Regions from separate parts of the Homo sapiens genome. Here region 2 is linked to region 1. A link is an interaction called in ENCODE POLR2A ChIA-PET data of the cell type or tissue named here. Cell type or tissue: Caco-2. All regions are shown on one strand. Each heading gives the region's core, and the rest is flanking DNA. Links, peaks and the distances in the headings are about the cores only.

Region 1 (8,339 bases), core at 199-8,198:
ATTGCGCCATTGCACTCCAGCCTGGGCAACAGAGTGAGACCTTGCCTCAAGAAAAAAAAAAATAAAAGGGAAAACTGAGTGCCGTGGTATACAGAAATCCATCATACTATAATTGCAACTTTTCTGTAAATCTATTAATAAAACTATTCTAAAATGAAACATTTATCTTAAAAAACAAGGGGGGTGGTCCAGTGTATATCCTGGATGTTAAAAACAAAAACAAAAACACAAAAACTGGATTGGGTGCACGACACTTCTAAGTTTGCTAAAAATCACTGTAAATTTTTAATGGGTGATGACAATGTATGGTATATAAATTGTACCTCAATAAAGCTGTTTAAAAAAATATGTTTCTGGTGGTCTAAAGCTTCTGGTGATCTTAAAGGTCTAGGTTGGGCGAAAATAAAAACAAGAAATATGAGAGAGGAACATTACACCAATCAAGGATGTTAAAATGTACCAAGGACTGACATATGTTTAACTCAACCCTCTGCACACATTTAGTACACATGGGGTAAAAAAAATAAAACTTTAAAATACCAACGAAACTACAGGAGGGTATTATTTAAACCTTGAAGGGGGTGTAAAACTCTCTAGGAACAAAGATATGTAGAGGCCATAAAGAGACAGGAAATATAAGTACATAAAAAAATAAGAAGTCTGGGCATGGTGGCAAATGCCTACAATCCCAACACTTTGGGAGGCCAAGGCACAAGGATCACTTGAGGCCAGGAGTTCAAAACGAGCCTGGGTAACATAGTGAGACCCTCTCTCTTAAAACAAACAAAAAAACACTGTAGACAAAGATGAAAGACCACAATAATGTGGGAGAAGTTATCATCAATAAGACAAAATATTAATATCCATAATATAAAAAACTCTAGTCAGGAAAGAACGAACAATCACGGAAAACTAAGCCATGCTATGAAGATGTCAAGTGATGAAGAATAGGAAATAAGCATATGCTTAATCACCAAATTTTGAAAATGAAACTTTATTTTTACTTACTGGATTAACAAAAATTAATGACAGATAATAACCAGAACAGAAAAAAATGTTGGGAACTGAGCAATTTCATATACCATCAGGGTTAGTAGAATCTGCAGAGCTTTCAAAAACAATGCAACTTGGTAATCCCTTGTAAAATGCTTTTTTTCAAGAGATAGGGGTCTTGCTCTATTGCCTAAGCTGGAGTACAGTGACACAACCATAGCTCACTGCAGCCTCAACTCTTGAGCTCAAGAGATCCTTCTGTCTCATCCTCCCGAGTAGCTGGGACTAGAGTCGAGCTACCATGCCCAGCTAACCTAGTAAAATTTTAAGTGTGCACACTCAATGACTAGTTCTAGAAATTTATCTTACACAAACACTAGCAAGAGTGCATAAAGACATGTGAGAGAATGTTCACTGCAGCGTTATCTGTAATAGTAAACAACTGAACACAATTAAAATGTCCATAAATAGGAGAATGAATCATCGTATACTCATACTATGAAATACCACCCAGCTGCCAAGAGCAATTAGGTCTATGTGCTGACAGACTTGGAAAGATGTTCACAAAACAAAGTTTTTAAAAAAGCAAACTGCATACAACGTGTACATTATGATCCTATTTTTGGTTTTAAAATAACACCAATTTTTGGGTTTAAAATAAATTGGCTAGGCACGGTGGCTCATGCCTGTAATCCCAGCACTTTGGGAGGCCGACGCGGGTGGATCGCCTGAGGTCAGGAGTTCGACCAACGTGGTGAAACCCCATCTCTACTAAAAGTACAAAAATTAGCTAGACGTGGTGGCATGTGCCTGTAATCCCAGCTACTCAGGAGGCTGAGGCAGGAGAATCACTTGAATCCAGGAAGTGGAGATTGTAGTGAGCTGAGATTGCGCCATTGCACTCCAGCCTGGGTGACAGAGCGAGACTCCATCTCAAAACAAAAATCCCACCAAATTATTAAAAGTAACAACATTACATTATTTACCATGTGCAAGGTATTATACTAAGTATTTTACAAATATTAACAAGTTTGAGGCTGCAGTGAGCTATGACTGTACCACTGCACTCCAACACGGGTGACAGAGCTACACCCTGTCTCTAAATAAATAATAACAAAAGTAAAAAAAAAAATTTAAGGGAGTATGAGCATACTTCCAATTTAGAATAAGAAATAGGAAAGGAAAAAGATGATTAAAGAAAGTACCCCAGGCCAGGCATGGTGGCTCACGCCTGTAATCCCAGCACTTTGGGAGGCAGAGGATCACGTAGTCAGAAGTTTGAGGCCAGCCTGGCCAAGATGGTGAAACCCCGTCTCTACTAAAAATACAAAAATTAGCCGGGCACAGTGGCAGGCGCCTGTAATCCCAGCTACTTGGGAGGCTGAGGCAGGAGAATCGCTTGAACCCAGGAGACAGAGGTTGCAGTGAGCCGAGATAGTGCCACTGCGCTCCAGCCTGGGCAACAGAGCAAGACTCCATCTCAAAAAAAAAAAAAAAGTACCCCATAGTGGTAACTTAAGTTGACATAATTTTCTTTATACAGGCCAGGCATGGTGGCTGACGCCTATAATCCTAGCACTTTGGGAGGCCGAGGCAGGCAGATCACCTGAGGTCAGAAGTTTGAGACCAGCCTGGCCAACATGACAAAACCCCATCTCTACTAAACATACAAAAAGTAGCTGCACATGGTGGCAGGCACCTGTAATCCCAGATACTCGGAAGGCTGAGGCAGGAGAATCACTTGAACCTGGAAGCGGGAGGCTGCAATGAGCTGAGATCGTGCCATCGCACTCCAGCCTGGCAACAGAGCGAGACTGTCTCAAAAACAAACAAACAAACAAAAATTACTTTATACAGTTGGCCCTTGAACAACCAGGTTTGAACTGCATGGGTCCACATATACGTGGATTTTTTTCAACTAAACATAGATGGAAAACAGTATTGGCGGAATGCAAAACCCAGGTATCCAGAGGGCCAATTTTTCATACACATGGGTTCCACCGACTACAGGACTTGAATATGCATGGATTTGGGTATACATGGGGGTCCCGGAACCAACCACCTGAGTATACCAAGGAATGACTGCACTTCACTGTATTTTCCAAATCATCCATACTTAACCAAATAAAATATTTAATTAAAAAAATCAGATCTGAAATTTGAGGGCAGAACAAAACAAAGACCTGCAAAGTTTAATTAAACAAATCTTAAAACATTTAAAATACAAACTGGTATCCATCTGAGTGACTATAAAAGACCAGGTTAAAAACCAAGCAGCGTGCAAACATGAGCTGTTTATTTTACAAGGAACAAGATATCCAGAAAAAGGAAGGGGGAAAAAAAGCCCTAAGAAGGGCAGAGAAACCACTGTGTTGAGCCAACAGGGACAGGGAATTATAAAACTCTAAATTTTCTCACAGATTATACAAAAGGGATAAAACTTGTTTTAAACACTGAAGGCACAGCTTTTGACTACCCTCTGCTCTGAGAGGTGGGAGGGCAGGAGGCGTGTTATAATCCTGAAGATGCTAAAAATCCAAGAAGGAAGTCAGTAAGATTTAGTAACATAATAAAATTCTAGACCGACCCCAATCTGTAGGGAGGGATTAAACTAATATTGAGTAGCTAATTGTTACTGTAGTACTTTTTTGTTTTGCTTTTTTGAGACAGGGTCTCACTCTGTCACCCAGGCTGGAGTGCAGTGGCGAGATCATGCCTCACTGCAGCCTTGACCTCCCAGGCTCCAGCAATCCTCCCACTTCAGCTTCCCAAGCAGCTGGGACTACAGGCACCTGTGCCCACGTCCGGCTAATTTTTTAAATTTTTTGTAGAGATAGGGTCTTGCCTTCTTGCCCCAGATGGTCTTAAACTCCTGGGCTCAAGTGATCCTCCTTGGCCTCGCAAGTACTGGGATTACAGACATGAGTTTTTCTTTTCCCCCCGAATCAGCCATTATTAGCTATATGGGGAGTAACCTGTCTCAGCTCTTTGCAATCAATCAAACCCAAATTTTAATTCTCCTTTAGTGCAAGTAGTTAATTCTAGATTCTCATCCACTATTTTAAGTAGAGATTGTTTTGATATTAATTTCTCATGACCAAAAGGAAGAAAACTCCCTAATCTACTCCACTGTGAACAGTTTAGATGCAGGATGACACAATTCCACAGCGATGGCCACATTATCAGGGTGAAACTAATCAGGCAGAAATGAGAGTAACAGGCTACATCTGCCTGTTCCATCAATTAAGGAAATAATGAGAACGTGGTATTGAATTCCGCGACATGAACTTGGGCAGGTGAGGGGAGAATAGAAAGAAAGGCAAAATATCTGTGGTTAAACCACCTCCAAATAATTTATTTTAAATAGGCTTTCTGAGGCATTTCAGTTCAAAAAACTGAAGGGCAGAGGAAAAGAAATGAGGAATTTGCCTCTGGTTAAGAATCACATAAAACATTAGTTTGGGCAAAATCATATATCTGCTATTCAACAGACAATTCTTTTACATACAATGAAAATACTTGTTACTAGAGAGAAACAATGAAGTCCACATGCAACAACCCACAGGCTATCAAATTTCCAGAGGTTCAAGGAGGAATTTTATTAAAATAATACCTTCTTAAAAGCTAAGTAGTTCTTTCACCTTAATCATCATCACCTCCATAAGTTACAACAGCTATCTTTTGCCAAATTATCAAAAGCAACTAGAACTGATTAAACCTTCATGACAGTAAAATCAGATGAGAGGCCAAAGTTCACTGGGACTCTAATATTACTGGCATTGGTCTCCCTTGAGTCGGGTTTGTTGTTTTTAAGCCTCTTGAAACCTTAAGTAAACAAATCTAACTGCCAACGAAAACTAACACACCCAGAAACTCTCAGCGAAACATTTACTTCATAGCTCATAATATAGACCTGTCCTATTCCAGCTACAAGTGGCCTTGCCTGGAGGTAAATGTCGAAAGAAAACACTTCCTAACACCTTCACACTTTAAAGTGAGGGAAAAAAAAAACAGGGCTTCAAGTCAAGGGCAGGGACATAAGAACTATCGTCTCAGTGGTGAATACATACCACAGCCTTCCTGGCTTTCCTAAGACTGCTTCATTTTTGCTCCTTAATTAACCAGAAAAAAATTTCATCTATCTTCCTAGATTTCCTTAAAAATCAGACTTACAGAATGTTAGAGCTAAGCCTTCAAGATATTGTCTTGCCTATAATCCCAGCACTTTGGGAGGCCAAGGCAGGCAGATCACTTGAGGTCAGGAGTTCGAGACCAGCCTGGCCAACGTGGTGAAACCCCATCTCTCCTAAAAATACAAAAAAATTAGTCAGGCATGGTGGTATGCACCTATAGTCCTAGCTACTCGGGAGGCCAAGGCAGGAGAATCTCTTGAACCCGGGAGGCGGAGGTTGCAGTGAGCCAATATTGCACCACTGTACTCCAGCCTGAACGACAGAGCCAGAAGCCGTCTCAAAAAAAAAAAAAATATATATATATATATATATTAATGTCTTTACCCCAGACCTGACTAGCAGCAGCCAGCATCCATCTTTAGCCACCCCACTCCCAGTGGCCAAAATAAACCTTCCTGGGAACCTGTGGCCATACCTTCATGACAATAAATCAATCTGCTCAAAGAACCCTGTGATGTCAGTTTCTGAGGTAGCTTCTAACAGGACCCTAACAGGATTTCTTAGAAAAAGTTTCACTCCAAACATCTTTTCATTTTTATTTTTTTCCGAGACAGGGTCTCACTCTGCCATCCAGGCAAGAGTGCCAGTGGCAGAATAACAGCTCACTGCAGCTTCAACCTCCCATGCTCCAGTGATTCTATCACCTCAGCCTCCTGAGTAGCTGGGACTACAGGCATACATCATCATGCCCAGCTAATTTTTTTTTTATTTTTTGTAGAGACAGGGTCCCATTATGTTGCCTAGGTTGTTCTCAAACTCCTGGACTCAAGTGATCCTTCCACCTTGGCCTCCCTAAGTGCTGGGATTCCAAGTGTGAGCCACCACACCTGGCCTCTAAAAAGCTCTAAAAACAGTTTACTAACACTCATTTGGGAGGCATCTTTAAAGAGGAACTTTCCAGGCTTTCAGCAAATCACATCATATAGGAAGCTTGGTAAGATTAATAGTATATATTTTTAAAAGGAAATTTTTCTAATCTGTCTTTGCCTCACTGAAGTATTTCATAATGTTAACTCAGAATTAGTCACTGTGGTTTGTCATGCTGTTATCTATGTCAAAAGTTTTGCCCTCTCCCTCTCCCCCCTCTCCCTCTCCCCACGGTCTCCCTCTCCCTCTCTTTCCACGGTCTCCCACTGATGCCGAGCCGAAGCTGGACTGTACTGCTGCCATCTCGGCTCACTGCAGCCTCCCTGCCTGATTCTCCTGCCTCAGCCTGCCGAGTGCCTGCGATTGCAGGCGCGCGCCACCACGCCTGACTGGTTTTCTTATTTTTTTGGTGGAGACGGGGTTTCGCTGTGTTGGCCGGGCTGGTCTCCAGCTCCGAACTGCGACTGATCCGCCAGCCTCGGCCTCCCAAGGTGCCGGGATTGCAGACGGAGTCTGGTTCACTCAGTGCTCAATGGTGCCCAGGCTGGAGTGCAGTGGCGTGATCTCGGCTCGCTACAACCTCCACCTCCCAGCCGCCTGCCTTGGCCTCCCAAAGTGCCAAGATTGCAGCCTCTGCCCGGCCGCCACCCCGTCTGGGAAGTGAGGAGCGTCTCTGCCTGGCCGCCCATCGTCTGGGACGTGAGGAGCCCCTCTGCCTGGCTACCCAGTCTGGAAAGTGAGGAGCGTCTCTGCCCGGCCGCCATCCCATCTAGGAAGTGAGGAGCGCCTCTTCCCGGCCCCCATGCCATCTAGGAAGTGAGGAGCGTCTCTGCCCGGCCGCCCATCGTCTAAGATGTGGGGAGCGCCTCTGCCCCGCCACCCCGTCTGGGATGTGAGGAGCGCCTCTACCCAGCCGCGACCCCGTCTGGGAGGTGAGGAGCGTCTCTGCCCAGCCGCCCCGTCTGAGAAGTGAGGAGACCCTCCGCCTGGCAACCGCCCCATATGAGAAGTGAGGAGCCCCTCCGCCCGGCAGCCACTCTGTCTGGGAAGTGAGGAGCGTCTCTGCCCGGCAGCTACCCCATCCGGGAGGGAGGTGGGGGGGTCAGCCCCCCGCCCGGCCAGCCGCCCCGTCCGGGAGGGAGGTGGGGGGGTCAGCCCCCCGCCCGGCCAGCCGCCCCGTCCGGGAGGGAGGTGGGGGGGGGTCAGCCCCCCGCCCGGCCAGCCGCCCCGTCCGGGAGGTGAGGGGCGCCTCTGCCCGGCCGCCCCTACTGGGAAGTGAGGAGCCCCTCTGCCCGGCCAGCCGCCCCGTCTGGGAGGGAGGTAGGGGGGTCAGCCCCCTGCCCGGCCAGCCGCCCTGTCTGGGAGGTGAGGGGCCCCTCTGCCCGGCCGCCCCTACTGGGAAGTGAGGAGCCCCTCTGCCCGGCCAGCCGCCCCATCCGGGAAGGAGGTGGGGGGGTCAGCCCCCCGCCCGGCCAGCCGCCCCATCCGGGAGGTTAGGGGCGCCTCTGCCCGGCCGCCCCTACTGGGAAGTGAGGAGCCCCTCTGCCCGGCCAGCCGCCCCGTCCGGGAGGGAGGTGGGGGGGTCAGCCCCCCGCCCGGCCAGCCGCCCGGTCCAGGAGGTGAGGGGCGCCTCTGCCCGGCCGCCCCTACTGGGAAGTGAGGAGCCCCTCTGCCCAGCCACCACCCCGTCTGGGAGGTGTACCCAACAGCTCATTGAGAAAGGGCCATGATGACAATGGCGGTTTTGTGGAATAGAAAGGGGGGAAAGGCGGGGAAAGGATTGAGAAATCGGATGGTTGCCATGTCTGTGTAGAAAGTGGTAGACACGGGAGACTTTTCATTTTGTTCTGTACTAAGAAAAATTCTTCTGCCTTGTGATCCTGTTGATCGGTGACCCTACCCCCAACCCTGTGCTCTCTGAAACATGTGCTGTGTCCACTCAGGGTTAAATGGATTAAGAGTGGTGCAAGATGTGCTTTGTTAAACAGATGCTTGAAGGCAGTATGCTCGTTAAGAGTCATCACCACTCCCTAATCTCAAGTACCCAGGGACACAAACACTGCAGAAGGCCGCAGGGTCCTCTGCATAGGAAAACCAGAGACCTTTGTTCACTTGTTTATCTGCTGACCCTCCCTCCACTATTGTCCTATGACCCTGCCAAATCCCCCTCTGTGAGAAACACCCAAGAATGATCAATAAAAAAAAAAAAAAGTTTAAAAGGCCTGCCACCTGCTATTCCAAAAACACTCTTGCCAATCTTGACCCACGAGAGCACCTTTGGCAATG
Region 2 (8,339 bases), core at 171-8,170, 110 kb after region 1:
TCCTCTGCAGAATGTCCTCCATTAAGCTGGGCTTCATCTCCGCTGTCAGGGTCTATCATTCCATGTTCCCTGTCAGTCAGGGCTTCCATTTTCAATCTGTCAGATTCACAGTGCAGGCATTAATAAGAACCAAAGGAGAAGATTTTTAAATTACACCATGAGTGTGATGATTATGAAGCCATCTTTCATTTACCTACATTGTGCTGTTTAGCTAGTCCCTTTAACTATAAAAACAAAACTACAAGGTAAATGACAAACTGAATAAGTTCCTACAACTTAAAATACAAAAAGGAGCTGAACACGATGGCTCATGCCTGTACTATCTGCACTGTGGGAGGCCAAGGCAGGCAGATCACTTGAGGCCAGGAGTTCAAGACCAGCCTGGCCAACATGGCAAAAACCCATCTCTATTGAAAATAGAAAAATTAGCCAGGCGTGGTGGCACGCATCTGTAATCCCAGCTACTCAGGAGGCTGAGGCAGGAGAATTGTTTGAACCCAGGAGGCAGAAGCTGCAGTGAGCCAAGCTCGTGCCACTGAACTCCAGCCTGTACGACAGAGCAAGACTCTGTCTCCAAACAAAAAACAAACAAACAAAAAAACCAAACCAAACCACAACAACAAAAACACCTAAAAATAAAAAGAAATAATGTCTTCAGTAAAGAATTTTTCTTTTTTCTTTTTTTTCATTGAGACTGTCTTTCTCTATCGCCCAGGCAGGAGTGCAGTGGTGCAATCTCAGTTTACTGCAACCTCTGCCTCCCAGGTTCAAGCGATTCTCCTGCCTCAGCCTCCCAAGTAGCTGGGATTACAGGCACATGCCATCATGCCCAACTAATTTGTATTTTTAGTAGAGATGGGGTTTCACCATGTTGGCCAGGGTAATCTTGAACTCCCGAACTCAGGTGATCCATCTGCCTCCGCCTCCCAAAGTGCGGGGATTACAAGTGTGAGCCACCACACCCAGCCTTCAGTAAAGAATTTTTACAAATTAAAAAGGAAAAAATGAAATAGAAAAATGGGCACAAACATGGACAACTTATAAAACAAATACAAATGGTTCCTAAATTGTTAAATCTAATTTGTAATTTTAAAAATGAAAATTAACATAATGAGCTACTACTGTCATCTTTTTTTTTTTTTGAGACAGTCTTGCTCTGTCACCCAGGCTACAGGGCAGTAGCACGATCTTGGCTCACTGCAACCTCCACTTCAGGTTCAAGCGATTCTCCTGTCTCAGCCTCTGGAGTAGCAGGGATTACACGCGGGCACCACCACACCCAGCTAGTTTTTGTATTTTTAGCAGAGATAGGGTTTCACCATGTTGGCCAGGCTGGTCTCGAACTCCTGACCTTAGATGATCCACCCACCTCAGCCTCCCAAAGTGCTGGGATTACAAGCATGAGCCACTGCGCCTGGCCTATTACTGTCATCTTCTAAACTGGCAAAGATACTTTTAAAACCCAGTGGTGGCAAGGGTTAGGAGAAAAGAACATACTGATACACTGTAAGTGGATACAAAACTGGCAAAATATTCTTGCCAACAATTTGGCAATAAAGAGGAAAAGCCCCAAAAGGTATATACCTATTGATCCAGCAATTTCATTTGTAGGAATTCACCCTAAGTAAATAGTATTTGAAGTGCATGATGACTTATCTATAAGGCTGGGATAGTAAAAGCTGAAAAAAAGCTAAATGGGCAAAAATAACGTGTAGGTTGAATTACAGGAAATTAAACACCTATTAAATATTAAGTATTAATATTTAATACTAAATACTAAACATATGAACAATGGTTTTAAATATGGTCAACATAAATAAAAGATAGTACCAGTCATTGTAATATATAGCACTGAAAATACTGCCTCTCGTGGCCAGGCGTGGTGGCTCACGCCTGTAATCCCAGCACTTTGGGAGGCCGAAGTGGGCGGATCACGAGGTCAGGAGATCAAGACCATCCTGGCTAACACAGTGAAACCCTGTCTCTACTAAAAATACAAAAAATTAGCTGGGCGTGGTGGCGGGCGCCTGTAGTCCCAGCTACTCGGCAGGCTGAGGCAGGAGAATGGTGTGAGCCCAGAAGGTGGAGCTTGCAGTGAGCCGAGATCGTGCTACTGCACTCCAGCCTGGGCGATAAAGCTAGACTCCGTCTACAAAAAAAAAAGAAAAGAAAATACTGCCTCTCAAGTCACATCAAGTAGGTAGTTGAACCAATAATAAAATAGTGAAGATTCTCATTCAATTTAGCCTTGTGTAAATTGCAGCAACTCAATACATCTCAGGAGCAAAAATACAATAGAACATACTTGTCTTTATTTTGATGCCATAATCTTAGGGGGTTGGGGAGAGAAGCCATCAAAGAGACTTGGTCCTGCTTTCATTCAGAGGGATGTGAGAAGAAAAGCAGTGTTTATGAAATGTGTAAGCCCTGATCACATCCCAGTGGGACGATGCTTCAAGATCCATCCATCATGGTCTTTCTGCGATAGGAAAGATGGGCCCCACATAGCTAAGCCAGTATACAGAAAAAAACATTAACACTACAAAGGCCTTAATGAATCTTGGAGGGTAAAGAGGGGGAAAAAGCTCACATCACAGGAGTTTTCCATTTGGGACCAGAAATAGGAGAAAAGGTAGGAGGAGTCAGAGGTGCCATTTCTATCACTTACTTTTGTCCATGCATTCAGTAAGCAAGATTTTTTTAAATCTTTTTTTTGAGATGGAGTTTTGCTTTTGTTGCCCAGGCTGGGGTGCAATGGTGTGATCTTGGCTCACTGCAACCTCCACCTCCTGGGTTGAAGCGATTCTCCTGCCTCAGCCTCCTGAGTAGCTGGGATTACAGGCATGTGCCACCACACCCAGCTAAATTTTGTATTTTTAGTAGAGACACGGTTTCACCATGTTGTCCAGGCTGGTCTTGAACTCCTTATCTCAGGTGATCCACCTGCCTCGGGCTCCCAAAGTGCTGGGATTACAAGCATAAGCCACCACGCCCGGCCATTTTTAAAATCTTTAAACAATTCCTAAGTGCTTAATTCGATCTTACAAATAAGCTAAGTCAAACTGAAATATAAGTTTTGTGTTAATCACTGATAATGGCACAGAAGCTACTTTCCAATAAAATGAACAGTATATATATATATATATATATATATATATATAGACAGACATCTATTTTTTGCTTGTTTAAATTTTCTAAAATAAGAAAATATGAAGGACTCTTCTACTTTCTGAGGCAGTTCCTAGTCACTGCAGGTCTTCAAGCATAGGCTAAGAACATCTCTCAACAGGAAAGCTGGCAAGGGGTTTCTAGATTTGTTGAGTTGGAGGATTTTAAAGATTCCTCTGCCTTTGTGATTCCATGCTTCCATTTAATCTGGTATAGTCCATTGGGAGTGGGTGAAGATATGCTGTTATATTTAAGAAAAGGAAGGGTCTACAATACAATTATGTTTATAAATTACTAGGTACAGTATGTCTTTCTTGGATGTTACAGGTAACAGTTATTGATTCATACTGAACATATTCAGTAGACATTTCATTATCAGCTTTTTGGAAATTGAGATGATCAGCTTACCTTCCAAAGTGTCGCTTCAGAGGGAGCCTTCCAATATCTTGGATAAAAGAAATCTGAGCTGAAACAGATTTTTTAAAAGTTGTAAACAATTTTCCAAAGAAAATATACAAATGGCCAATAAGCACCTGAAAAGATGCTGAACATCACTAATCTTTAGAGAAATGCAAATCCAAGCCATAGTGAGATACCAATTCACATCTATTAGGATGACTGTTACAAAAAACCAGAAAACAAGAAGTGTGGGTAAGGATGTGGAGAAGCTGGAACCCTTGTGCATTGCTCATGGGAATGTAAAATGGTGTAGCTGCTGTGGAAAACAGTATAGTGCATCCTCAAAAAATTAAAAATGGAATTATTGTATGATCTAACAATTCCACTTCTGGGTATATACCCAAAATAATTAAAAACAGAGTCTCAAAAAGATATTTGTATGCCCATGTTCATATCAGCATCAACAATAATCAATGGGTGGAAGCAACCCAAGTGTCCATCAACAGATGAATGGATAACCAAATATGGTATATACATCTCATGGAATATTACTCAGCTTTAAAAAGGACACATGCTCCAACACAAATGAACTGCGATGACATCATTCTAAGTGCAACTAGTCACAAAAGAACAAATATTGTATGATTCCACCTATATGAAGTATTTAGAGTCATAAATTCATAGAGACAGAAAGTAGAATGGTGGCTGCCAGGGGGAAGGGAAAATGGGGAATTAATGCTAATAGTTATAGAATTTCAGTTTTGCAAGAAGCAAAAGTTTCGGAAACTGGTTGCAGAACAAGGTGGATATACTTAACACTACTGCACTGTAGAATTCAAAATGGTTAAGATGATAAACTTTATGCTTTGTATACTTTATCACAATTAAAAATGCAAAAAGAAAAAGAATGACATAGTAAACTTTCAGGATGACAGCATAAGCTCTTGTGTACCCACTCCCAAAGATAAGCAAAATCGGTGAAAACTTTTAAAAATCAATCATTTGAAGTCTCTGGAAATTGTCCTAATAGCATACAGCAAATGAGAAAAGATCTATTCAAGAAAACCAAACAGGAAGAATCTGAGGCATCTGAGCCACTATCTCCTCCCTCCCATTCCCAACCCTGAGCTGAGAGGGCTCAGCTTGATGAACATTTCATTCCAGGTGGGTACAGCCAAGAACAAAGGACTCCTTCCTACTGGAGTGCAGCAGGGTGTTTGGGGCTTCCTTTCCCCACCTGGCCCTACTCATAGGATAAGAGGTTCTAACCCAAAGGCACTGTCCCCTGTCCCAGCTGCAGTCTCCCTTACCCCAGCTTGTTACATAGCAGAGGGTCCACACTGGGAGAGGCAAGCCAAAATAATCAGAGGCTACCTCTGCAGCTGGGCACCCACCCAGAATAAGTGGCTTAGAGATTTTGCCCAGAGGAGAGGCAGTCCGTAGGAAAAAGCTCCGAAGCCTTCCCCAAAGGAACTCACTTTATTTGAAACATAGTGTGGGGAAGTTCAAGCCTAAAGGGCACCCTGGAAACCAGCTCCTCTTAAATAAGAACAAGCTAAACATAAGCCAACTAGTTCATAAGAAACCAGGGAAAGAGACAACTAAGAAGGGCCCTCCTGGTTTCAGAACAACCCTCAGAAACTGGCTTGAAAGCCTACACCTGCCCAAATTAAACTGGATCAGCCTGTGGAGAAATTTTTGTCCTAGAGCACTGCTGAAAACAGAGCAATTAGATAGTAATTAGGGAGTAGTCAGGCACAGTGGCTCACGTCTGTAATCCCAGCACTTTGGGAGGCCAAGGTGGGTGGATCACTTGAGGTCAGGAGTTCAAGACCAACCTGGCTAACATGGTGAAACGCCATCTCTACTAAAAATAGAAAAATTAGCTGGGGATGGTGGCACATGCCTGTAGTCCCAGCTACTCAGGAGGCTGAAGCATAAGAATTGCTTGAGCCCAGGAGGCGGAGGTTGCAGTCAGCCATCGTACCACTGCACTCCAGTCTGGGTGACAGAGCGAGACTCTTTCCTCAAAAAAAAAAAAAAAAAAAAAAAAGTAATTAGGGTAGCCAACAGTGTGATAACAAAGGAAGCAAAGAGCTATACAGACATATCAGGGAAAGAGACAAAGTGAGCTCTGCTAAAACCACCATCATCCCAAGTAAACTGTGGGCACAGCCAAGGATGAGCTCTCTGAAGAGGGAGGAAGGCTTCATGTTGCAAAAGACAGACTTCATTACATGAGTTTAGCCAAGTCACTAAACAAATAAACAAGCACACAACAATAAAAACAAGCCCCAGAGGAGGAGAATCAATATTCTCCAAAATTGCTACAATATATTCCCTAAAACATCTAGTTTTCAACAAAAAATTATGACTGTAAAGAAACAGGAAAGTGTGACCTACACACAAGAAAAAGGTGGGTAAAAGAAACTGCCTTTGCGAGGGCTCACACATTAAATTTAACAGAAAAAGACTTCAGATAAACCATTATAAATATTTTCAAAGTAGAAAAGGAAATCATGCTCAAAGTAGTAAACAAAGCTGTAATGACAATGTCTCATGAAAAAGAGCATCAACAAAAAGACAAAAATTATAAAAAGAACCAAATGAAAATTCTGCAGTCAAAAGGTACAATAACTAAAATGAAAAATTCACTAAAGGGGCTCAACAGTAGATTTGAACCAGAAGTATCATCAAACTTGGACATAGGCCAGGCGTGGTAGCTCATGCTTGTAATCCCAGCACTTTGGGAGGCCGAGGCAGGCAGATCACCTGAGGTCAGGAGTTCAAGGCCAGCCTGGCCAACATGGCGAAACCCCGCCGGGCATAGCGGCACATGCCTGTATTCCCAGCTACTCAGGGGGTTGAGGCAGGAGAATTGCTTGAACTCAGGAGGTGGAGATTGCAGTGAGCTGAGATGGTGCTACCGCACTCCAGCCTGGACAACAGAGGGCGACTCTGTCTCCAAAAAAAAAAAAAAAAAAAAAAAAAAAAAAACTTGGACATAGATTGACATATAGAAGACAGAAGAAATATAAACAAAATCTCAGAAAAATGTGGAACACTTTCAAGTGAACATACCCTAATGAAAGACTAGAAGGACAGAAAGCAGCAGAAAAATATTTAAAGAAATAATGGCTGAAAATGACATAGTAAATAAAAGCGGAAGAAACAGTATAAAAATTGATAAGAAAAACCAAAACATCTTACTTTTACTAATTTTTATGAACCTTTTAAAGTTTGCACATCTAACACTATGAGGACCTTTGGATACTTAACCTGTTAAAAATTCTACTACACAGGCCGAAGCAGGCGGATCACCTGAGGTTAGGAGTTTGAGACCAGACTGGCCAACATAGTAAAACCCCATCTTTACTAAAAATACAAAAATTAGCTGGGTGTGGTGGTATGCGCCTGTAATTCAAGCTACTCAGGAGGCTGAGGTAGGAGAATCGCTTGAACCTGGGAATTGGAGGTTGCAGTGAGCCAAGATGGTGCCACTGCACTGCAGCCTGGGAGATACAGCAAGACTCCATCTCAAAAAAAAAAAAAAAAAAAAATCTACTACAAACAGAGTTATTTTAATTAACAAACAAAATTGTATATATTTACTGTGGGCAACATATTGTTTTAATATATATATAGTAGAATGACTATAGCTAATTAACATATATATTACCTCACAGAGTTATTATTTTTGTGGCAAAGACACTTTACATTCACTCTCAGCATTTTTCAAGAATACAATATATTGGTTCGGTGTGGTAGCTCACACCTGTAGTCCCAGCACTTTGGGAGGCTGAGGTGGGAGGATTGCTTGAACCCAGGAGTTCAAGACCAGCCTGTGCAACATGGCAAAACCCCATCCTTACAAAAAAAAAATACAAAAATTAGCCAAGTGTGGTGGTGCGCACCTGTGGTTACCAGCTACTCAGTAGGCTGAGGTAGGAGGATCACTTGGGCCAAGGAGGTTTAGGCTGCAGTGAGCCGTGATCATACCACCACAATCCAGCTTGGGTGACAAGAGTGATACTCTGACTCAAAAAAAGAAACAAAACCACACACACACACAAAATACTATTAATTATAGTCACCATGTTGTAAAATAGAATTCTTGAATTTATTCCTCCTACATAACAAAATTTTGTATTCTTTGATCAACAACTCCCCTACCACCCAAGCCCATGGTAATCCCATTCTGTGCTCTACTATTATGAGATCAACTTTTTTAGCTCCTATATAAGTGAGAATATGCAATATTTGTCTTTCTGTGCCTGGCTTATTTCATTTCAAATAAGGTCTTCCAGGTTCATCCATGTTACTGCAAATGACAAGATTTTGTTCTTTTTTATGGCTGAATAGTATTCCACTGTGTATATATACCATGTTTTCCTCATCCAATGGACAATTAGACTGACGCTATATCTTGGTTATTGTGAATAATGCTGCAATAAAACTGGGAGGGAGGGCAGATATCTCTTCAACATACTGACTTCATATTCTTTTTTTTTTTTTTTTGAGATGGAGTCTGGCTCTGTCACCTAGGCTGGAGTGCAGCAACACAATCTCAGCTCACAGTAACCTCTACCTCCTGGATTCAAGCAATTCTCCTGCCTCAGACTCCACGGTAGCTGGGATTACAGGAGTACACCACCACATCTGGCTAATTTTTTATATTTTTGGTAGAGACGGGGTTTCACCATGTTTGCCAGGCTGGTCTCAAACTCCTGGCCTCAAGTGATCCGCCTGCCTCGCCTCCCAAAGTGCTGGGA

The links. ChIA-PET counts read pairs that join two places held together with the same protein. Peaks named below come from ENCODE experiments on the same cell type or tissue, not always from the same donor. Only the 100,000 strongest peaks of a DNase experiment are listed, where the experiment ranks them.
Region 2: POLR2A ChIA-PET joins it to region 1 with 17 read pairs; 7 of 35 experiments call an interaction of 5 or more read pairs at or near these places.

Annotation. Positions count from the first base shown.
Region 1 is chr5:69,514,455-69,522,793 of GRCh38, reverse strand. The region is part of intron 4 of OCLN (occludin); the gene reads right to left. Among named protein-coding and RNA genes, the nearest start is that of SNORD13B-1, 21 kb to the left of the region's middle. RefSeq lists an enhancer at 4,802-5,683. In Caco-2, for the core only: no CTCF peak of the experiment used is centred there; a DNase peak (open chromatin) is centred at 4,861.
Region 2 is chr5:69,405,788-69,414,126 of GRCh38, reverse strand. RAD17 (RAD17 checkpoint clamp loader component) reads right to left here. Exons shown (of 19, transcript NM_133338.3): 18 at 3,577-3,634; 19 at 1-96. Among named protein-coding and RNA genes, the nearest start is that of MARVELD2, 5.2 kb to the left of the region's middle. In Caco-2, for the core only: no CTCF peak of the experiment used is centred there; no DNase peak of the experiment used is centred there.